Linked DNA regions of Homo sapiens: regions 1 and 2 are each linked to region 3. A link is a loop called in an ENCODE intact Hi-C map of the cell type or tissue named here. Cell type or tissue: heart left ventricle. All regions are shown on one strand. Region 1 overlaps GRIK4 (glutamate ionotropic receptor kainate type subunit 4). Region 2 overlaps POU2F3 (POU class 2 homeobox 3). Region 3 overlaps GRIK4 (glutamate ionotropic receptor kainate type subunit 4).

Region 1 (8,000 bases), 270 kb after region 3:
GATTGTATTCACCAGAAGGAACTGGCCCAACTCACAGTCAACAGAGACGTGTATAAATCAATACAAATGCCTATAAATACAGCAGAGTCACAATAAATGGTGATGGGTATAAATAAATAATGTTTAAGAGTACTCTAAGGGGGTGTGTAGGTTGAGAGTTTGCTGGCATTGGGGAGAAGGCGTGGGATTAATTAGGGAATTTATTGGAGTAAATAAAGATGCGAAGATGAAAAGGAGAGGAAGATGCAGTACAGCTGCCATTTGAATGAAGGAGAGTGTGGCATGCCTATGGCACAGCTTGATGAATGAGCACCAGAGAAATTGAAGCCATTGCCAATGATTTGAGCGAGGCACTTAACCTCCCTGGGTCCCAGTTCTTCCATCTGTCAGTATGGAAAATTGGGTATTGAAATCAAGAGAACATAGTGAAGCATTTTTAGTTCTTCAAAAGAAAGGCATCACTGTCATACCTCCTTTGGGCTAAGGAAAATCAATTATTTGGAAGAAATGCCTATGGCATATGACACCTGATTTGCCCCAAGCGCCAGTAACTCACATGTCTTTTGGGAAGAAAGTGATCTAAACCATCCACATAGAAAAAAATGGTAGGCATTCAGAATCTTGCAAGACACATACTTCTCTTTGGCATCATAGAGACAGCATGGATTTAGCCTAAGCCAAGGCTGTATAAGCCCAGACCCAAATCTCAAATGACTGCCCATTCCTTGCTCTTCTGGTTGGCGTCAGTCAATCACAAGTAGAATCAGATGTTGCCTTGCCAACGTGACTGATATGTTTCTGGGGGAGCTTTGTTTATGTCATGGTTTTTGTTCGTGTGATGTTCTCTGTTTTATAACTTTGGTCTCTAGGAATTTTTCCCACAGCTGTGCATCATTCCTTATCACCCATAACCAAATATGGCAGCTTTAAATAGTGCTGTCATTTTCCTCAATTTCACTTGTGATATAATCAGGTATAGATTTCTGACATTGAGCATCTAATGGGTTTTCAGATTCAGAAAGCAACAGTAATAGATTTTTCAGTTGAGAGACAGATTGAAATAGTCATAAGTGACAGGGCATGTGGAATTCATGCACATTTACTCAGAGAAACTTGGGGGTCAAAAAAGACCCCAGGAGTGGACCACACTAGTGATTTCTATTGCAGTAGGAGTATAGGCATGATCGGCTCCTTTACTGCTTCTGGACTCTGTATATGGATGCTACCCTCTCTGTGTCTTCCTGTGTCTGCCTCTGGCTCTTAGGATGATGAAGGAAACACAGTCAAGCCATGATGGACACAGGAATGATTAACTGGGGACTTGGATTCTGCTGCTCTGGAGTCCTTTGCCTTCTGTTAGAGGATTTATGTAATGACGGGATGAGCCAAGCTCAAATGATTTCCTCATTCTTCTCCTGTTCCCTTCCCTAAGTTACTGGGTTTTGTCCCCCAGATTTTTCATTTTTCCAGTAATACCTGAGTGTTGTATGCAGACTGAGCATGGATCCACAGTGGGTCAGAGAACTTGCAATTGGTATCAAAGGGCAGTTCCGTGGTCTGAGCCAATACTGTGAAAGAAAAACAGTTTCAGATAGATCACGTGAGAGGTCACTGTCATGCTGCTGAAAGGCCACAGTGCCCAAGAACAGCTGCCCTTTTTGGCAGAGGATGAGTATTTCCATCCTCTCCGTGTACCCTCCAAAGAGGAAAGTAAAACTGCACCGCAGGCCCACCGGCTCCCTAAGAAGGAAGGGAAAAGCATCCAGAAGAGGAGCGGAAAATCACCCATGATGGGGGCTATGCAAATACAACAGGAGCGTGCAGAACTGTCTCCTCCCACCTGCCTCAGATGCAGCCGTGGAAATAGCTATTGCTACTTGGAGTTTCTCAGCTTCTTCTAGCTTCCCCTGGATAATGAAAGCTCAGAAGGCTGGTTGAGTTTAGCTCGGTATTGGCAAAGGGAGTTCCCTTTTGTGTTTCTGGGAAACCCAGTGTAAAAATGACATGCCTTGATAGTGACAGTAGGTTGCGCCATGACTGATACAATTTTGAGCTTAAACGCTTACCTGTTCATAGAACCCTGAGCTTAGTACTGATTTTCAGTCCTATCCATGGACTTCCTGGATTTCTGGCATCATAGAATCATAGCGTTTTCCATTTACAATAGTCCTTAGGGTGCATCTAGTCCAGTGGTTTTATAGTAAATGAAAGAAACCAGCCTGGGACAAGACAGGGTAGCAGCATGGAGCTGCAGAGAATATGCCCTGTCTCCAGTGGGCAGCCCACACTCAGCTTCAGCCAGTTGGGAAGTTGGACTCAGTGGTGTTGGATCACCCCATTTTTTAAAAAGCCAGAAATCTAGATTTGTATGTGAAGTTACCTAATTATTTAACGCTGGCAACTAATACAAACTAGGTAGATGCTGCAGGATAAACAATTCAACTCTGTGGGCCGTATGCATCCATAAGCCACTGGTGTGTCACCTCGGATCTATTCCCACTCCAACTGAGGCCAGAAAGGGGTGGGAACTTGCCTGAGACCACACGGCTAAAGACTTGGAGCAGATGACTTAACTCCATCCTTCTCATTCCATTTTGTTTTCCCGTGAAGAATGGCGGGGAGCTTGGTGCCCAGGATTCCATTCCTGGCTCCATTGTCTGGCTCACAGGACTCTGGCCAGACTCATCCCTGGCCTTGCAACGTGTTTTCCCACGGTGCAGTGGAGTGAGCCCTGGGCTTTGAGTCAGGAAACATGGGCTTTTTTGGGTCCCGGCTCTTCCATTTACGCACTGTGGAACCTCGGGCACATCTCTGACTGCCCTCGGCTTTGGCTTCTTCACTTGTAAAATGAGAATAATAATTTGTGCCTCCCAGGACTGTTTTGAGGTTGACGGGGGAAGGTCTCACTGTGTGAGATCACCCTGCAAACAAAACCCAGAGACTCCGGTTGTATTAGCATCCTGGTGAAAAAGATGTGAGTGTCTAAGAGGGATGCTGTGGTCGAATTCAGCAATGCAGACAGCAGCAGCTCAAAGGTGCTTCCTGAGTCCATCCTCCACCCCCGATGGAGGACACAGGGTGGTACTTCGGGGCACTGAGGGTTGTTCCTCTTTGCCAGCACAAAGCCTGCCTCACCCCAGGGAGTGGCATGGCCCCTGCTGCTGTTCTGTGTCACCTGCTGAGGTCAGGGCTGGGTCGTGTCATTTGCGCAGCCCGGCAACACCCTCATTCCCAGTGTCATTTAAACCAATCACCCAGAACCCACAGAAATGGGAACTGGGGCCAGACCCACACTCACTACCTCCTCTACCCCGCCCTGCCTGCCCCAAGGTCATGTTGACTGAATATGTGCGGTGAATCTTGTTTTTCTCTCCATTTCCAGGGACGCAAACCCGGCTATTTCTCCTTCCTGGACCCATTTTCTCCGGGCGTCTGGCTCTTCATGCTTCTAGCCTATCTGGCCGTCAGCTGTGTCCTCTTCCTGGTGGCTCGGTACTCTCCTCTTCCCTTCCCTGTCCTTACACCGCCACCTCGTGTCCACCTCTGGGAACTGCATGGGGAGGGGGTGGGGAGGAGGAGAGGGGGAGGAGGAGTTGGGAAGATCTTGGTGCCAAACTAGAAGGACAGGAGAAGGACTGGGGGCCTGAAATGCTCTCTGCCCAGCTGTCGACCTCATGCTGCCCATCCAAACATTCCCCACTGTGCACGACGCAGACAGGTGGCTTGGCTTCTGCACCTCTGCCTCCTGTCCCCTCCCACTTCTCCCCAGACCCCCACCTAAGCCCCTTGCTTGTGTAGGAGCCCTGGGAAGAGAGGAGGGGTGGGGTTGGCAGGAAGATGACTCTCATTAAGCACTGTGCATTTGGCTGCCCTGGCATCAGTCATTGCCACAAAGGATCTGCCACAAAGTGCCGAATGACAAGGAACAGAGCCTGCAAATCTGGACTGGGGGCACTGGGGGCTGCAGTGGAGCAGGCCAGGGAGAAGGCTTTCTCTGCAGACAGCCTGGGCCTGCCTCTGAAAACACAGCTGCCTTGTCGAATGGGAACCATGGAGGCTGCTGGCGGGTGGCAAGGAGACGGGATGGAGAGAGGCGTTTTCAAGAAGTGCTGAGTTGAGACGCACGGGCCAGACCAGGGAGGGGGGAGAATAAGCCCTGCCCTATCCCCAGGAAACCAGGGGCTGCCCTGGCCCTTTGGAAAAACCTGAGGAGCAGCCTGAGGCTGTGGCCTCCCAAGACTGTGCACAGCAAAGGTAGTTTCGCTCCAGGCCAAGGCTGTTGGGCCAGCCTGAGCTGCAGGAGAGCCAGCTTAACCCTCCAGAAGTGGGATGAGCCCTGGTGGCTCCCAGGCCACTCACTCAGGTCCCTAGTGCTGCTAACCCTCCACTTACTGCAGTGGAGGCTCACAAAGGGCTGTTATGTGGGAGCAGAGAACTACTCAGGAGGAGCTTCTGGAATCTGTCCGTGGCTCTGGTTTGCAGGTGTCTCTTCAGTTGTTACCTTTGCCTCTAGGCCACAGTGGGAGGGCAGACAGTGTTAGAGTGCACATCCCATCTCTGTGGGGTGGGTGGGGTCTTCCCCTAGGGCACGTTCATTCACTGGATTGATGGGGGCACTTGGGGATGGAGCTGCCGCATGGTAAGCCCTAGGGAACCACGGGCTACCTAACCCCTGAGGGCACTTCCCAGACTGCCAGAGAAGGGTTGCATCAACCTGTCTGCACATACCTCTTCTAGTGGAGACCAAGGTCCCCAAGATCAGGAAGGTCTTTGGGGCCCACAAGATGCAGCCAAAAAAAGACAGGCCTTGCTGACAACCTGGTCATTTTCAAACGTGGCAGAGTTTGCTGCTTGGGCACCACCAACCCCTCTCGGGCCTGTAGGCATGGCCACTGTTGAGTATCTGCTGTCAGTGACGGCCTGCGAGATGGGGAGCTAGCACGCTGTCTGACACCTCCCCTCTCCACTTTGCCACACTGCTGCCATGTTAGGAGGCTGTCTCCGTGAGCCTGGTGCCACTGCTCTGTAATTCACACTTGCCCCTTGGATGTGAGCCCTTGCGTGTGGCATGCCACAACACTCAGGTCACCTCAAGGGCCCTGAAAAGTCTTGGGGTTTGGAGAGCAGATACATACAAGCCTGCTTCAGCATACCCACAGCAGCCTAGAGCTTTCAACCAGCCCTGGGGTGTTACGCTGCCCCTCCTCCCTCCCCTCCACATCCAAACACACCCCCTCCAGCATCTAGCATCACAGAAAGGTTAACAGAAAATGTGCTAAAGGGCTAACCATACGGCCTCTCTCTCTCACTACACACACACACACACACACACACACACACACACACACACACACACACAAACAATACTGGAGTCTAGGGTATTCTGTCTTAAGGTAGTGATTTTCAAACATGGTTCTATGGACTGCAAAGGCTCCTGGGAGCAACCAGAGCCTTTGGGGGTGGAATGACAAGAGGCTGGGCAGCCAGAGCCCTGGGTCCCCAACTCCTCCTCATCCAGACCAGCTCTACTTTTATTTCTTATATATTGTACTTCGGGTAAGATTTTACAGGGAAAAAAAAATGTCTGAAAACAACAGCTCTTAGGTAGCCATTCCCAAGAGAGCTGATCTTCAGAGTCCTGTAGGGAGCTTTTAGACATTTGAATTCCCAGGTCCCATGAGCTCAGAATCTCTAGGGGAAGGGCCTGAGAATCTGTATCTTTGAAGTTCTGCAGATCCCACCAATGGTCCGTAGGCTTGGGAGCCAACAAAGTGGGGCACCAGAGTGCCAGCCAGCTCCTCGGGACCCACACAGAGGGACAGAGCACATCTCACAGGTCAAAGGACCAATGCTGAGACGTTTGTGTTGTACTCAGGAAGGAGAGGCGCGGATGGAAACGGGAGGCAGCGACAGTGGGAACACTAAGTGCACATCAGGCCGAGTGCAGGACGGGAAAGAGCAGTGTGAAGATAACACCGAGCACACAGCACCCCGCCCTCCTGGGGGTGCACACCTGTGCATACAGTTTCTCTCGTCAGAGCTGGAAGGCTTTGCGTACAAGATGGGCCGGGGCTGCAAGCATCTCCCTGGCGGGCAGGGGAAGAGCAGGCATTCTGGGCATCAGAGGGGCCATTCAGAGAGACGCCAGTGGTGAGGCTGAGAGGGAAAGCAGGGGAGTGTCCCCACCTCACCCCAAGGCACAGAGCTTAGAGCAGCCCTTCTCAGCCCCATGCGTGCATTACACTCACTGGGGAGCTTTAAACAAACACTGATGTCCAGGCCCCACCTGAGCCAATGAAACCAGAATCTTTGGGAGTGGAACTCAAGCAGCAGCATTCTTTTTTTTTTTTTGAAAGGCTCTGGGGAGGTCTGAAACACAGACAGGGAGAGCCTGGCTTTAGACACCATCGAGGCCAGTGGCTCTCAGTATGGACACTGGCCCGGTGGCACCAGCATCATCTGGAAACTTGGGAATTCTTAGGCCTCACCCCAGACTTACCAGTGCAGAAGCATTGAGGCTGGGCCCAGCCATCTGTGTCAGCACACCGGCTTGGTGGTTCTGAGGTAGGCTAAGGCTGGAGGGCCACTGCTCTAGGCTGAGGGTCTTCAAACCGTGGTTCTAAGGGACACTAATATCTCTCTCATCACCCTGTCACTGGCAGTGACAGAACAAGCGGCTTCCCAGGCTGTCCACCTCTTGACACTCCTAGCCTCAGGGGCTCCACTTAATCTTTTTTTTTTTTTTTGAGACAGGGTCTCACTCTGTTTGTCCAGGCTGGAGTACAGTGGTGGGATCTTGGCTCACTGCAGCCTTTACCTCCCGGACTCAAGTGATTCTCCCACCTCATCCTCTTGAGTAGCTAGGATTACAGGCACACACCACCATACCTGGCTAATTTTTTTGTATTTTTTAGTAGAGACGGGTTTTCGCTGTGTTGCCCAGGCTGGTCTCGAATCCCTGGACTCAAGCAATCCACCCGCCTCGGCCTCCCAAAGTGCTGGGATTACAGGCATGAGCCACCGCACCTGGCCATCCTCTATTCTGTATTTTGGAGTTCCACATCAGAATTTATTGGGGGTAAAAATGTCTCTTTGATTAAAAAAAAGTTTGAGAACCATCAACCCAGTTCAACCCACTTATTTTATTTTATTTTTTTTTTGGTTGCGAAACTCCAAGTCCAGCAAAGGGAAGTGGCTTGCCCAAGGCCACAGGCCGGTCTCAGAGGTGAGACCAGCCAGGAGAGCCTGCCTGTGTCCCTTCACACCCCGCCTCTGTGGCACTAGTGTATGTTCCTTTTCTCCCACAGGTTGACGCCCTACGAGTGGTACAGCCCACACCCATGTGCCCAGGGCCGGTGCAACCTCCTGGTGAACCAGTACTCCCTGGGCAACAGCCTCTGGTTTCCGGTCGGGGGGTTCATGCAGCAAGGCTCCACCATCGCCCCTCGCGCCTTATCCACCCGCTGTGTCAGTGGCGTCTGGTAAGGCCCCAGGCAGAGGTGAACCAGGCCAGGTGGGGTGGGGACACAAAAGGGGCCCTCTGATAAGCCGGCTCTAGCTTCTAGAGCCCCAGAGCCTCTGCCTCTTACAGCAGACCCACGCAGGAAGCCGAGTGCTTTCTGCCAGCTCAGAAGCTTGGGGCAATGGATGGGGCCTGCTCTGTGCCATCTGGTCCCCTTCCCCTTACTCTCTGGGGTCTGGATGCAGAGGGGAGCCAAGGGAGGAAGGGAGAGGAGGTGACAAAACAGCCTTGATGAATTTCAGCAAAGCAATGGTAACTTCCTGACCTGAAAATGACCTGAGGTTTGAGAAGGCATATGCAGATTTATGCAAGTATAAGCCTGCTGGCAGGAAGTCCCTGCAGGAGGAAGCCAGCCTGGCTGCTACATCACATCCCCTCTACCAGCCTTCTGAGGCTTTGTGTCTCTGCCTCTGGCTCTGGGGGCTTGCTGGCCTGTTCACCTCAGCAGGTGTGGGAAAACGCAACTCTTGTCGTTCAG
Region 2 (8,000 bases), 370 kb before region 3:
TTTCATTCGACACATATTTACTGAGCACCTGCAACGTTCCAGGCACCGTAGAAAGCACTGGGGGTGCACCAGTGAACCACACAGGCGTTACCCTGCCCTCATGAAGTCTACAGCCTAATGGCTGTGAAGGACATGAAATAAATAGTTACACTAACACTTGTGATGTCATGAAGGAAAAGGAGGGAGAAAATTTTCTGATCCTATCTTTGGGTCTCATTGAGACAGTCCCTTGGGACTAGGACATAGTTTCTTCTGCTTCTGGAATAAAATGATTAGCAGGTAGAAAGGCAAAATGGTGCAGATCAGTGTGGGCAGAATGCTACAATATATCTAGAAAATAAAAAAGGGGAACCACGTATATGTCTGTTCGCATATGCCTAGCCTGTCTCCAGAAGGAAACAAGCTGGCCGCACTGACCAAATACATTATCACTTATTTAAAAACAACAACAAAGCCAGGCATGGTGGCTCACGCCTGTAATCCCAGCAATTTGGGAGGCCAAGATGGGTGGATCACCTGAGGTTAGGAGTTCGAGACCAGCCTGGCCGACGTGGCAAAACCCTGTCTCTACTAAAAATACAAAAATTAGCTGGGCATGGTGGCAGGTGCCTGTAATCCCAGCTACTCGGGAGATTGAGACAAAAGAATCGCTTGAACCCAGGAGGCAGAGGTTGCAGTGAACCGTGATCGTGCCATTGCACTCCAGCCTGGGTGACAGAGCGAGACTCCATCTCAAACCAACAACAACAACAACAACAACACATGTCTTGGGTGTGACAGCAGGGAGGGAGGAGAAGAGGTAGGGAGATTATTGATAACATCTCTTACCACTCTGCCACCCCTCCCAACCTGTGCCCGTCTCCACCCTTCACAGGCCCCCAGCCTACTGAGGAGGCTCATTGTATAAGGAAAAGTAAATGAAAACAGGAAAACCATTTCTGATTAATGACGAAATAAGTACATGCTGCATCCTGTTAGGGTGGGATCTTCCAAACTGGGGAGAGCAGAACTACCTTTCAATAGCCTTTGCGAACACCTGGTCAGAGCTTCCCCTGTTAGCATGAGAAGAATAAGGGGCAGTGAAAATACACAGATTTTAGCTCAAAAGAAGAGTCGAATAACATCTAGAAATATACAGCAGTTGACAGCTGCTTCTTCCAGAAAGGGAGAGAACTAGCATTTAACAAGCTGACACTCTTTGCCAGCTGTTGGGTTGGAAGCTTTACAGACATTATCTCATTATGACTTAATTAAAATATATAATGGAAGTATTGCTGCTATTTTACAGATGAGAAAACCAAATCTCAGTAGGGTTAGATAACTTGCCCAAAGTCACACAGATAGTGGTGGAGCTGTCTTACTCCCAGACCTGTTGGGCTCCAAAGTCTATTCTTTCTATTACATCTTGTTCTACATTGTTCTAGGATAGTAACAGTGAGGGGGAGGTTCCTGAATTGCATGGGAGGGTAAACAAAGTTATCCCAGGTCCCTTTCTAATCTCAGAGCTGATGATGCTATGAGGTCTCCAGGGCAAAATAAAAAGCTTCAGAGACCAAAGTTCAGTGCCTCCAGTCACCTCTGGAGAGTCCATGCTCCATTCATCCATCACAGTGGGAAAGCCTGCGAGAGGCTGCTAGGCTGAGCAACCCTGCTGTCCTCAGCAAAAGCAGGGTTCTTTTAGGGAAAAAGCAATGGAGACCAGAAAATGACAGGCAACCAGCAGTATCTGCCACAGCAGGGCCCAAGAGGCTTGTCTTGCTCACCTCCAGGGCTCTCAGGCAAGGCAGCCTTCGGCTTGGCAGTGTCAAAGAAACCTTATCAGGCAATACACATTGTCAGGGGCTGGAGGGCCCTGGTGTTGACACCAGGGAACTTCCGGGGCAGACTGGACCTGGTTCTGGATGCCAGTATGTGGTCCAGAGGCCTTCCCATAGAAAGGAGGATGGCATGTAGGCTAGGAAATCACCAAGGAAGCCAAGCCCTGGTCTCTGTAGAGTCTGGGGCCTACTGTCTTTGGAGAGTGATCTGAAGTTGGAGAAGGGAGCAGAAATGGACATTTACAAGCTTCTGTTGTTTTTCAGGTATCTCCCTCAGGGTCTCTGGGCCCCCTCTCTGTCCCTCCTGTCCACAGTACCATGCCTGGAACAGGTGAGCTTTAAAATGAGATTTCTGAAGAACACCAGAATTCTTTTAAAAAATGGGATATTAGAACTGAAAGGTATCTACCTAAGTCAGGCTTCCCTAAATGCATTTCAAAGGATATTAAAATCTGTGTTGGGAAAAAAGGGTTCTGTGATCAAATAAGTCTGGAAAATGCTGAGGAAGCCCAGTTTAAACAAGCGAATTGTTTTGTTTTGTTTTGCTTTAACTGCAGCACTTCTAAGCACTTAGGTGCATAAAATTCCAAAATGAACTGTGTGGAAGGCCCAGGGGAGGCAAGGCTTCCCAAAGTAATACTCTAGTCCTCAAAAAGCACCTAATTATTTCAACGCACTAGACAGGATGATCGCATGCCCAAGGGTGGCCAGGACAGTCCCAGTGTCTGCTTCATGTCCTGACATAATTATCAATAGCACTTCCTTCCACTTTTTTTTTTTTTTTTTTTTTTTTGAGACAGAGTTTCACCCTTGTTGCCCAGGCTGCAGTGCAATGGCACGATCTCAGCTCACCACACCCTCTGCCTCCCAGGTTCAAGCAATTCTTCTGCCACAGCCTCCCGAGTAACTGGGATTACAGGCGTGTGCCACCACGCTCGGCTGATTTTTTGTATTTTTAGTAGAGACAGGGTTTCTCCATGTTGGTCAGGCTGGTCTTGAACTCCTGACCTCAAGTGATCTGCCCGCCTCGGCCTCCCAAAGTGCTGGGATTACAGGCGTGAGCCACCGCACTCAGCCCCTTCCACTTTTCAAAGTGTCTTAGGGTCTTAGTTTGGATGGTAAAATATATGTCACCCTATCCATAGAACACAGTTTGGGAAACACAAACACAAGAGTTAATCCAAATACAAATCTGCCATTTCACAGAGGATGAAAATAAGTTTCAGGAAAGTGAAACAAATCAGCACAGGCCACAGAGCTGCTGAGTTGATGGCTGGGGACCAAGACAGGGCTCAGGTCCCCTCACTCCCAGTTCATTGTTCTTTTTGTTTTTGTTTTGTTTTGTTTTTTGAGACAGCGTCTTGCTCTGTTGCCCAGGCAATGTGGTGACACAATCATGGCTAACTGCAGCCTCGACCTCCCAGGCTCAAGTGATCCTCCCACCTCAGCCTCCTGAGTAGCTGAGACTACAGGTGCATGTCATCACACCTGGCTAATTTTTGTATTTTTTGCAGAGACTGGGTTTCGCCATGTTGCCCAGGTTGATCTTGAATTCCTGGGCTTAATCGGCCCTCCTGCCTCAGCCTCCCAAAAGTGTTGGGCTACAGGCATGAGCCACCATGCCCAGTTCAGTTCATTACTCTAGTTTCTAGAAAACCAAGCACCTTTTCTTTGTGGAGACTGGAGAACTAGAGCAGCTGGCAATCTTTCATCGTGCCCTCAAGTTCTCTTTCTCCCCTATGCACTTGCCTTTCTTTCCTCCTCTCTTCCTTCTTGTTCTTTTTCTCCTACCGCCTCTTGGTCTGGGGCTGCATGTGCCCAGCCTAGGGTGTGTCCTAGAGTAGGATGATTTTGGCATCTGTCCTTGGATTTGGCAAGTCTTAGACTTGCAGAACCAGCCACACCACTCTCCAGGGCCTGGGCTGCAGAGAGCATTTGTGACGACAGCCCCTCTGGGTGTGGGCAGAAGTTGATGCTAATGAGGCAGGAGGTAGTCAGGTGGGTGTGGCTAGGGAGAGGGTGAGGTCCCTTTGGGGATACACCAGGAAATTTGTGTCTGAGGGGCTATGTCCCGATGTCCCGGGATCCAGCAGCATTATTTCCCCCTTGTTTTTGCCTCTCCTTATCCTCAGTAACGTCATCCTGTTCCCCTGGGAACAACAGCAGGCCTTCATCTCCTGGCTCAGGACTCCACGCCAGCAGCCCCACTGCATCTCAAAATAACTCCAAAGCAGCAGTGAACTCCGCCTCCAGTTTTAACTCTTCAGGGTAAGGTGAAGGGGACGGTGCAGAGACATCCCAGCAGGGCCAAGGGACATGTGAGAAGCTGAGCCTATGCCTTGGGAAAGAAAGCTTGTCATAGAAAGGGTTGGAAAAGAGGAATGGGGTGGCACAGAGAGGACAGAGTGACAGCCAGACTGGACTTTATCCCTAGGGAGTGGAGATTTTAAAAAGAAGCTTCAGTCAGTGAGCCATCCTGGCAAGGAGCTGATGTCAACAAAGTCAAAATTTCCATCCTTACTTTGAGGGTGGAAATTTCCAAACACTCATGTCAGAAAGAGCCAGGTCCTTTGCTGGGCTTCATGGGAACCCAGTTCTCAGGAGGTTCTGATGTGAGCCCAGAGCTTAGGCACAAAGAAAACCCTGGGCTTCAAACATGGCTGACACAGGGAAAGGGGGAAGTGGTGCCAATTCCTGTCTCCCACTCCCAGCTGGGATGCAGTGGGGCAGGCAGCCTCCTGGGCTTCAGTTCATGAAGCAAAGAATCTACTCTAAAAAGTATTCTCAGAGCTGATGCCTTGTGAAAGAGAGATTCTGCCCTGATTCAGAACAACACAGAGATGTGTAGGTTACAGACCTGAGTTCGTCAGAAAAGATGAACCCAGCTGTCCAAATCCAGGCGGTTCAGCAAGGCAGCCAGTTCTTATTGGCCAATTGTTGCATAGCCCGAAACGTTGGCGCTCCTCACCTACCCCTACTGAGAGAGAGAAAGAGGACCATATAATATACATTACCAGCTTTAAAAAATTGTTTCGAGGTATAATTCATATACCATAAAATTCACCGTTTTAAAGTGTGCAGTTCAGTGGTTTTTAGTATATTCACAAGGTTGTGCAACCATCAGCGTTATCTAATTCCAGGATGTTTTTATTACTCCTACCTGCAAAAGCCCCTGTACCTGCTAGCAGTCACTCCCCATTCCCATCTTACGCCATCACATTATTAGCTTTAGGATTGACTTCTTTCTTCCTTCCAGATCTTGGTACCGATGGAATCATTCCACCTACCTCCACTGAGACCAAAAAGTTTCTCCTACTCCAGCTGGCCCTGTATTCCCCCTGGAAGGAAGGGAATCATGCCTTCTATATACAGACAGATTGCCTTCAGAAGAGTGGAAGAAAATCTCCACTATCAATGAACCCAGACTCTTGTCTTCTTCAAGAGCAAGGGCCTCCGGAGATCCAAACTGTGATTGAACCAAGTGCAGACTCCTAATGCTCTTGAAATACACAGCCCCTCCTAGGAGCTTACCATTTTCACCTTCCTTGCCTATGCCCTTGCCTTCTAGTTCCAAATATTTTAGCCAGCTTCACTGTGGCAATAGTCTTTCAGAGAAAAGACTTCTTGCTGTTATTCTCCAACTCATCCGTGGGCTTCTGGGGACAGCCATTTGGCTGGGGTGCCAAACACCAGAAGGGGAGATAATAGTTTTGACTCTGAACTTGGCCACAACCCCTGAACTGATCCCAAAATCTGTGAAAAGATTTGAATCTGATATCTCCACCAAAGCCTTGATGTTTTCTCTGTACAGCTAAGTTTTCTGATGGAATCTTCATCTCACCCCATTTTCTTTTTAACCTCGCCCCCTTTTCTACAATCAAATCCATTCATTATTGCGCCCTCCAGGTCCCCTCCTTTTTGCAGAAGGTGTAAAAGAGCTGCCCTTGGTGGGTGCCCTGGGCATGTTGCAACGCCTGCTGGTGCCCTTCTGTCTGTCCACGTCTGCCTAGGGCTCAGGAGTGCTTGTTCTTTCCCTTCCTCCCTGTGTTTCTCTTTATCCTGTCCCCTCTCCTTTCTCCTGGCAGCAGAAAAGGAAGAACACAAGAGCAAACACACAACAATGATGGTGGCAAAGTACCTGTATATAGCCCTTTCCCATTTTTTGCATTATGTTCTTAACTCCTTAATGTGGAATTTTCCAGCAAAATGTTTAACTCAGGTGTGATTTTTGAAAATGTCTCTGTAATATTTTATCTTCTTTAAAAAAAAGGGGGGGAAATACCAAAGTGTGAAATACTGTGCTACCTTCCAGAGTTCCCACATGGGCTGGGATTTTTTTTTCTTTTTCTTTTTTTTTTTTTTTTTTGAGACAGTCTTGCTCCAGCCCAGGCTGGAGTGCAGTGGCATGATCTTGGCTCACTGCATGCTCTGCCACTTGGGTTCAAGCGATTCTCCTGCCTCAGCCTCTCAAGTAGCGGGATTACAGGCGCCCACCACCAAAAATTAGCCCAGCTAATTTTTGTATTTTTAGTAGAGATGGGGTTTCACCATGTTGGTCAGGCTGGTCTTGAACTCCTGACCTCCTGATCCACCCACCTCAGCGTCCCGAAGTGCTGGGATTACAGGTGTGAGCCACCGCGCCTGGCCTGGGCTGGGAATCTTTGTTGACTTCTTTGGGAACATTATCTCTAGAGTCTGCTTTTTTGTGGGCCAGTTTGTAGAGATGTAACATGAAGCCATTCCAGAAATGGTAACTTAAAAAAAAAAAGACTACATGTCTAGGAAACTGTTGAGATTCAAAGGAATCTCACTGTTCCTAAATAAATGTGTATAGTGATTATGAAAAGTATCCCACTGTTGATAAGAAGAGGTTTAGATTCTTGTTCTGTGCCTTTTTGTTGTTGTGGGGGGCATGTGAGTGCATATAATGAAATGGGATGACAGAAAATGTTTCAAATTGGGACATTAAGTGTATTACTCCCCAAACTGATGCTAAAGATGACATATGTTATTACAGGGCCCTGAAGAATTCAGAGTTGTTACTCTCTGTAACATAACTACCTTGAGGGCAGAGTAGGCCAGAGATATTGTAAGTGGGAGGATGGTGAATGTTTAAGGTGAAGTCATTTGAAACTTAAGAGGTGGGGACTGAGGCTAATGTCTCATGTCTCAGATACCCTGAACGGCAGTTGTTCATTACTCACAACATAAAGCAATAAATAGTTAAGGCAGAGGGTAATTTAATAATCACATATTAGCTGGGCTTGGTGGTGTATGCCTGTAGTCCCAGCTACTGAAGAGCCTGAGATGGGAGGATCTATTAAGCCCAGGAAGTCAAGGCTGCAGTGAGCAATGATCATGCCGCTGCACTCCAGCCTGAACAACAGAGTGAGACCCTGTCTCAAATATACATATTTGTCTCATGTATATATATATATATATATATATATATATATATATATATATGGCTTCAGAATGCATTGTGACTTTTGGTTAGGAGGTTGAAAGGCAGCAAACCTATTCTTGTGTTTTTTCTTAGATTAATACAAATTTAAATAGTTACCGTTGGAGCCTGCAGTGAGCCAAGATTGTGCCACTGCACTCCGGCCTGGGCGACAGAGCGAGACTCCGTCTCAAAAAATAAAATAAGTAATAAATAGTTACCATTACTGAGATAAACGCTGACCTGTGGGAAAGAGAGGCCCTTCAAAAATGTAATGGCTGATGGGGAAAAACTAAAATTAGGATTAAACACTTCTTGCAAATAATAATATCCACACAGGAAACCTAAATATTAATAATGAAGAGTTAACCGCTCCCTGATGTTTGAATGGGGCTTTAAAAATTCCTATTTCACGTCATGAAGTGGGAGAAGGCCTAATGGTAATGTTTACTTTCTCAAGAAAATATCTAGTTAAAAGGGGCCAGGTATGTAGCAAAGAGACAGCAAGAGGAGCCTTCCGCAGTACTTTAAGTAACTAAGGGGACTGCTCCACCACCCATGAGCCCATCTGTGCATATCTCTGCACACATACACATGCATGCATGCATTCCTCCCTGTATGCCCATGGATGCTAGAGCTGACCCTTTTCTACAGAAGTCCTGGCTACCTTGACATCCTACTCAGGTGAGTGCTGAAAGCTGATCCTCTGCATTGTCCAAAACTTGGATTTTCATCCATTT
Region 3 (8,000 bases):
CGGGTAAAGGCTCTCCAAGGGGAAGCATAATGCCTGCTCTTTCAGCAGCTGTTAATTAGTTGCAGATGATGAGATAATTCATAAAAATTAGCAATGATTTCCTTCATTGTGTTAATATCACTGGGCAATAAAACTGCTGTTAAGGATGACTTTTCTCAGCATCGAGGAGTGAGATGTCAAGATAAAAACAGCCCTCCCTGGAGGTGGAGGGAGGAAAGAAGAAAAACCGAGCTGCTGAGACAGTGACAGGGGCAGTGATTTCCAAGCTTTGGCTGGAATCGTCAGAAGGAAGTCGAATTGAAATGCAAATCCTGGTGTCTCTCAGAGCACAGGCTGGAAAGAAATGCATTTGGTGGTGTCACCTTGGCGGCCAATGGACAGGCAGACGGGTGGCGGGAGGGCTTCCCTGCTGCTGGCAGAAGGCAAGATGGTGGCAGCCAGAGGCCCAGCGAGGCTTCACTTGAGCAGGGAGTGGGTCTGGGTCCCCAGGAGAGTCCTTCAAAGAGGAGACACACTTGCTTATTTGGCCTGTAGCATGGTCTGGTCTTGACTCCCTCCATTTGCAGCTCTTGATGCTTTTTCTTTCTCTCGCCAAGTTCTGCCCACACTGGCCTAGTATCAGTTTCTTGAGTGCACCAAGAGGCTTCCTGATTTAGGGCCGTATCCATGCATGCTCTTGTCTCTGTCTAGACCACTATTTGCCCCCATCTTTTTTTTTTTTTTTTCCCATCTGGCCAACTCCTATTTATCCTACAGGTAAAATGCCATTTCTGCATTTTGAACCATATTCCCAGTGCCCGACACAGTTTCCATCTTATACATGGGAAGTGGGTTGCATAGATATGTGGCCTCTTCCCTGCTTAAACCCTTCCCCATGCTCACACTGCCTATAGGATAGGATCCAAGCCCCTCCCTACCTCACCAGCCACCTCTCCATGGACCTTCTCAACTTTTCTCTGCTTGAGGATCCCTGAACATGACACACTTTTCCACCTCTGTCACTACACTTAGAAGGCTTTTGTTCCAAGTGTCTGCCTGGTGAATGCTTACTCGTTCTCTAAAACCCAGGTTAAGTGTCGTGTTCTCTGTGACACGCTCCCTGATACTGCTCCCCCTCTCTCTTGTTGCTTATACCCTCCTTGTGTGTCATCGTTCCTCAGAGATACCTTCATTGTAGCAGACTTACTCACTGGTCTTTCCTGGGCTTGCTGCCCTGGTTTAAGAGCATTGACTAACACAGAGTGGACACTCCATAAACTGTTGCATGAACCGATAGATGAATGAGTGTAAAGCTAAAAAAATGGCTTTAGGTACTATTTCATAATCCAGGCCAGAGATGATGTTGGCTTGGAGGGTAACAATGGAGATGGTGAGAAGTAAACATCTTTTTGAAGTTGAACTGACTAGTCTTGGTAGTAGGCTGGATGTGAATGATGAAGGAAAGCTCAACAATGACCAAGTAGGTAGCCAAAGTATCATTTATTAAGAAGGGGAAGAAGGGAGGAGAGACCTTGGGGTAGGGGCGGGGAGATCAAGAATTCTATGTGGCACATGTTAAATGAGAAATGATTGTAAAACATCCAAGTATAGATGTCAGGGAGTCAGATGGACATAAGATATTAGAAGAAGAGGTCCCAGGTGGCGACATAAATGGAGAATCTTTGACATATAAGTGGTATTCAGAGCCGTGGGACCAGGCCGTGTCCTAGGGAGAGAATGTCTGGAAAGTGGCATGGTGAGCCCAGGACTGAGCAACCTAAATATTTGCTCAAAAAAGAAAGATTTGCAAAATAGACATTGTCTAGTGAATGCATAATGAACTGCAGGACTAAAGTATAGACCAGACTTAACCAGCCAAGACATTGTAACTGGAAGTAAAGAGTGGAAAGCTGTGAAGTTTGTGCCTAGGGGGCATATTGGTCAATGATGAGGCTAGCCATAGAAAAGTAAAGAAGGGTCTTGACAGACCAGCAGGTTTTTAGATAAAGTCAGCACAAGCTCTGGAGTACCCGTTTGCCAGGCTAGAAAACGTTATCCCTAGCAATGTGTTGGAAGATTCTGAACACAGACTTGCAAATAAGTACAGAACTTTTCCAGACCACTAACACTTTCTGGCAAGACTTTTTTTGTTTTTGTTTCTCTGGGAAGAAAGCAAAGTGAGGCTGGGTGTAATGGCTCACACCTGTAATCCCAACACTTTGGGAGGCTGAGGTGGGAGGATTGCTTGAGGCCAGGAGTTCGAGACCAGCCTGGGCAACATAGGGAGACCCTGGCTCTACAAAAAAATAAAATTAGTTGGGCGTAATGGTGCATGCTTGTAGTTCCAGCTATTTGGGAGGCTGAGGCAGGAGAATCACTTGAGCCTGGGAGATTGAGGCTGCAGTGAACTGAGATCTCACTACTGCACTCCCATCTGGGTGACAGAGCAAGAGCCAGTTTCTAAGAAATAAAAAAGGAAAGAAATCAAAGCGAAACAAATGGAATATGAATTTGATTTAATTGATGGTCGGTTGGCCCATTCAGTTATTCATAGTATGGCCAAGCCATTGTAAGTCAGGGTTAAGAAGAAAATTGACATTATTTGATCCCTAACCTCTAAGAGTTTGTGGAGACAATACGAACACACATGAAAAGTGAATGACAGTGCAAGACCGTTTAGTTACTTTAGCAAGGCAAAACATATTTAAGTGTTCAATGAATGATGCAGACTCTAAATATATGGTAAAGAGCCTAGGTGCAGGAGAATTCACCCTTTCTTTACCAGAGTAGTCAAGGAAAGCTTTTCTGTGCTTACCTGACACGGTGATTCATCTTGGAGGAGTAAATAAAGATGCTTTTTTTTTTTGGAGACGGAGTCTCGCTCTGTCGCCCAGGCTGGAGTGCAGTGGCGCGATCTCAGCTCACTGCAAGCTCCGCCTCCCGGCTTCACGCCATTATCCTGCCTCAGCCTCCGAGTAGCTGGGACTACAGGCGCCCGCCACCGCGCCCGGCTAATTTTTTGTATTTTTAGTAGAGACGGGGTTTCACTGTGGTCTCGATCTCCTGACCTCGTGATCCGCCTGCCTCAGCCTCCCAAAGTGCTGGGATTACAGGCATGAGCCACCACACCTGGCCATAAAGGTGCTTTTTAAGCTGTGAAGGAAGTCAGATGGAATGGAAGGGAACCTCTGAGTCAGTACTTCTGTGGAAGATGACATTTAGATCTGCTGCCATCTGTCGGTGAGTGTGGAAAGGAGCTTGGAGCTTAGTCTTCAGGTACTGGAAAGGAAAGGTGCCAAGAGGAACCAGGTGTTGACACCTCCCTCTCTGGAGGACAAGTGAGCTTTAGTCTAGTTCATTGTCGTTAAAAATATGACCCTCAGACCAGCAGCATTGACATCACCTAAGAGAGTGTGAAAATCCAAAATCTCCAGTCCTATCCCAGAGGTACTAAATCAGTGTCTGCATTTTCATCAAATCCCCAGGTGATTCTCATGTTCATTAAAGTTTGAGAAACATGGGTCTAACCCTTGTCATGTAGGGCTCTTCTGGGATACCTCCTGGGTCCGCCCGTACCCCTCACCTGCCAGAGATTCTGATTGGTGGGACTAGGATGGGACTTGGAAGTTAATATTTTTAATAGGTACCCCCAGATGATGCCATCAGACAAGTGTTCAAAGCTCTGCTTTAGGCTGTTCTGTTGCTGTGCCCCATGTCCCTGGGGCAGGCCGGCTTTTTCTCCATGCACACACCTGGACCTAGGCATTCTTTTCCCTATCAAACTCATTTTTTTGAAGACCACCAACCCAATGGCATTTTCTTGGTCTTCCTCATCTCATCCCCCTTCACTTTTGCAGCAGTTGCAGTTCTGAAGCTTTTTGAAGCTCTCTCTTGATCTTGGTTTCCATTAGGCTATGGTCGTCTTTCTCAGTCCTTCTCTTATTGCTAACAACTCCTTTCTTGTCTCTTTTGCTGATGATTCTTCTGCCCTAAGCCCTTTGTGCCTCCCTCACCCTTTCTGGGCAATCTTGTGCCCTCCCTGGAAGTAAACAACTTCCAAATCATCTGCAGCGCTACCTCTCTCCAACTCCAGCTGTGCGCAGAGTTCAACATGTGTTGATCTACTTAGGCTGTAGATTTCAGCTGAGGGATGTTGGGTAAATTAATTTACTTTTGAGTCTCAGTATACCTTTAAAGTGGGATTAATTACATGTGATTCAAGGGATTATTTTGGACACCAAATGGGATAATGTATGTAAACTATGTGGCACATCGTAAGCGCATAATAAATGTTAGTTTCTTAAAAAAAAGCATGATACATCCATCAATCTGAACCCAATTCTTCATACCTATCCTGCATTTTTAAAGTGTGACTTTACTCATACCCTGCCCTCTGCTTAGAATATCCATTTTTCTGTCTTTCAAGGCCAAACTCTGTTGCTGCCTCAACCGTGAAGTCTATTATCAACCCAATTCCAAATCAGCTTTCACACAAATACCTGTACTTCTTTAACTGTGCCACTTATAGTACCTAAATCACTGTCTACCTTGTATTATAATTATTTAAGCACACGGTATCTTTCCTAAAAACTGAAAGTTCCTTTTAGGCCAGGCTCATGGCCTTACAATAGTTGTATTCCCCAGGGGGCCTCACACAGTGCCTGTGTACCATACCAGGGAAGCTCACAAGTCCTGCTGGTAGTGGATGGGCTGCATCACGTCTATATGTGAAGGCTTGCATGTTACTCTCCATTAAATATGCTAACAGAGGGAAGCAGTGATGTGGAGAATCCAAATAACAGGCTGTCTCAACGTTATTGCCGTTGGCTTTGGAAAGCATTTAGGTATTTCTGCTTCAGATTTACCTTGCTGATTATGTTTTATCGGCATACATTAATATGAGCTTGCATTCCATGAGCATACACCACCTGGGAAACTGAAGGTGGTGATCCACGCATAGGCAGAGCAGCGGAAAAAGCTAGTTTAGGGTTTTCAGTTGTCCAGGGATAATTCCCAAAGTGCGTTATTAACTCCAACATAAGTAACAGTGAGTTGGCTGTTGTGCTATTATTTCCCTCTTAGCTTTCTCTGGTTAAAATCCTTTATAATAATTAGTCAAGGGCACACTAATTACCTGACATTGACATAAAATACTTCTGGTGATGGAGCAGAAGCACTGTTTTGAATTCATGCTAGACTATTATGATAATGATACCTTACATTTGTATGATTAGTAATTTATAAAGAGATCTTATGTGTGTTATTTAATTTTGTCTGCTTGACGCTTATGTAAATAGAGTAGATGACATTATCCCATTTGACAGATATGGAAACCAAGGCTCAGGAGTGAAGCGGGTTCCCCAGGCTGTCTTAGCTGGATACAGGCAGAGTCAGGGACCATGCCTTGGGTCTTTTCACTCTTGGGTTCTAGTGCTTTTTCCACTTTACCATACTGCTTTAATGAACCTCCAGCGCTTTAAGATGTTTCTTAATCACTTGTAGAATTTCCAAGTGATTGTTTTTTGTTGTTTTCAATTTCTGGTAAGATTCTTTATTTTCATCTATTTTTTGTATTTTCTTTCCATTTTTTTGGAATACATTTATCACATTTAAAGTCCTTTTCTGTTAACTTGTCTGTTTAGATCACCTGTGAATCTGTTTCTATTGTGTGTTGTTGTTGTTTTTTCCCTCTTAGATTTTGGCCATATGATCCTGTAGTTGGATCTGCCTAATAACTTTTTTATTGAATGCTCGACATTGTATAGGCTGTACCTGCTGTGATCTTCCTCAAGAGGTGTTTTACTCATTGCTAGGCAGAGTAAAACCAATGATCTTAATCCAATTAAAGCCTGAACTGAGTCCCTGCCGGGTTGTGTTTTGGTCAGATTTAGTTTACCTCTGGCTCACTCCTTTCCCAGAGCAGAGCCACCATTAGTTGAGAGCCTCCTGTGTTTACTGGGTCCCCTCCCCAGCAGGTCCTCAATTCTAGTCTTGCTGTTCAGTGCCTCAGAATGGCCAGAAAACACTCTCTGCTTTATAGAGACTTTCGGCTGAGATTTTTTGGCCTTCTCCTCCATTCAGCTTCAGAATTCTGTAAATGACTTAAGGAGAAAATTGGGACCCTATATTTGAGGACCCTCAAGTCCTTAATTTTCTCTCTCTAGTCCCAAGGCTGCCAGAGCTCTGCTGGCTTCTTTGTCCCCCAGCAGCAGTCTTTGCTTCTTGCAAACCTGGGTTCTCAGCCTCTCATCCTGGGCCTAGAAATGACATACCCTCCGGAAGTGATTACAGAATATCAGCTCACCTCTTCACACTTTCCCCCCTCAGTAACTGTATCCTCTCCCATCCTTCTTGCTCCAGCAGGTCAATGGTGCCTTGAAACAGATGATTGTTATATTTCTTCTAGCATTTCTAGTTCTTAGTGGAAGCATTGATTGGCCACAAACTATCCCACCCTACCCCGAAGAGGAAGTCAGATGCTTACTATTAACACATAAAAACCACAGGATTACAAGAGCAGCTCTTAGCTGGGTGTCTTGGTAGCTGGCCCAGCCAACTAGGAGCAAACACTGTTTAAGGCATTCCCTTGAGTGTCTGGGCTGCCTCACCATGAAGAAGGCAGGGAAATGGATGGGAGTGTAACTGTGGGCCCAGGAAGAAGGCATTCACTGGGATGAGGAATGAGTGTTCAGCAAGCCCAGGAGGCCTCGATACTTCATCAGGTTTCTAATGATTTTGTCAGAGTGTTAATCCCATGGGTGAGTAGCAGCATTTTGATACCAGCAAACAGATTGTGTTTCAGCCCAGATAATCCAATATGGAGATCTGCATGAGAGCCGAAAATAATTAATCACATTTTAATGGGGTTGAGAGAGGCTAGTCAAGGATGCTTTACATTGGAAGTAGAGCAATGGGGGTCAGAAAGGGCGTGAGATGTAAGAGAGAGGTTGAACATGGGAGTAGCCCATATATATGCCAGAATGGAGTGTGCTTATGGATGTGGTATGGAAGAAAGAGAGGTTGTATGTGCAGAGAGCATTGTATGGATATTCCCTTCCATCACAGAAACCTTTCTGCACCAGGTCTTGGGAAAACAGAGATAAAGACCAAAGTCCTACCCTTCAGGACTTCACAGTCTGATGGTAGAGGCTGACAAGTAACCAGATGATCAATAACAATAGTCCTAGGTGCTAGGATGGAAGAAGGCCCCTGCTGCATTGGGAGCACCAAGCCCAGTCAGGGCTTGGGTAAGCCACAGGGATGGGTGGAGGGCCTTCCAGGCAGAAGGAACAGGTTGAGGAATAGTGCTGCTACAATATTGAGATAACACGGACATAATTCTATGGAAACCGGAAGTTTCCATTGCCTCTGCCCTTACCCTCGTCGAGCCTTCATAACCTCTTGCCTGGCAAGAGCCTCCTACCTGCCTCCCATCCCTCACTTCTTGAGCCTATTCTAAATGTTGAACCCATGCTTTTCTTCCCAAAATACAGACCTGGCTGTTGTTGACAGCCCAGGAATTTCTTAGGGTTTCTCTTATTTATGAAATACCAACTCCTTAGTGTGCAGTATCCCTTCCATGATCCAGCCATACCCACCCTCCTTTCCTTCATCATCTTCCTCCATTCCCTCCCAACCCTACACTGCACCCCTGTTCTAGAGTTCACTTGGCCACTCAGTATTCCTGTAGACAACCAGCACTTTCTTTGTCCCTTGGCTTTCTTGGTGGTGTTCCTTGTGCCTGAAATGTCCTTTCCTGCCATCTTCACCTGATGAAAAGTCTACCCTTTACCTCAGACCCAGATCACATATCACCTCCTTTCTGGAAACTTCCCTGATCCTCCCAGTCCAAATGAGTCATTTCTCTTCTGAGTTACCTGATAGTTTCCTCCTCTGTTAAAATAAATCACACTCTGCTCATCTCATAGCAGCTTTTGTCTCTGTCTGTTGGTTACTCCCACACCCCCGCCAGGGCAAACTCCTTGAAGGCAGGAGAACACCCTTTCATCTCCATGGTCTCC

The links. Peaks named below come from ENCODE experiments on the same cell type or tissue, not always from the same donor. Only the 100,000 strongest peaks of a DNase experiment are listed, where the experiment ranks them.
Region 1: it touches region 3 in a loop (4-fold over the local background); 38 of 110 quality-filtered maps call a loop at or near these places.
Region 2: it touches region 3 in a loop (5-fold over the local background); 4 of 110 quality-filtered maps call a loop at or near these places.

What each region holds. Positions count from the first base shown.
Region 1 is chr11:120,949,473-120,957,472 of GRCh38, forward strand. It overlaps GRIK4 (glutamate ionotropic receptor kainate type subunit 4), which reads left to right. Exons shown (of 21, transcript NM_014619.5): 15 at 3,383-3,492; 16 at 7,308-7,481. LOC101929208 (a long non-coding RNA gene) reads right to left here. Exons shown (of 3, transcript NR_133004.1): 2 at 1,477-1,568. Among named protein-coding and RNA genes, the nearest start is that of TBCEL, 71 kb to the right of the region's middle. RefSeq lists an enhancer at 6,028-6,528. In heart left ventricle, CTCF peaks have their summits at 3,545 (motif pointing left) and 3,746; a DNase peak (open chromatin) is centred at 3,509; H3K4me3 peaks cover 362 bases; H3K27ac peaks cover 240 bases; H3K27me3 peaks cover 440 bases.
Region 2 is chr11:120,313,280-120,321,279 of GRCh38, forward strand. It overlaps POU2F3 (POU class 2 homeobox 3), which reads left to right. Exons shown (of 13, transcript NM_014352.4): 11 at 2,082-2,148; 12 at 3,950-4,085; 13 at 5,074-6,666. The coding sequence ends at 5,113. Among named protein-coding and RNA genes, the nearest start is that of TLCD5, 8.0 kb to the right of the region's middle. RefSeq lists an enhancer at 532-676 and a cis regulatory region at 604. In heart left ventricle, no CTCF peak of the experiment used is centred here; a DNase peak (open chromatin) is centred at 4,022; H3K27ac peaks cover 2,655 bases.
Region 3 is chr11:120,681,883-120,689,882 of GRCh38, forward strand. All of the region lies in intron 3 of GRIK4 (glutamate ionotropic receptor kainate type subunit 4), which reads left to right. Among named protein-coding and RNA genes, the nearest start is that of GRIK4, 170 kb to the left of the region's middle. In heart left ventricle, a CTCF peak has its summit at 3,229 (motif pointing left); no DNase peak of the experiment used is centred here; H3K27me3 peaks cover 2,643 bases.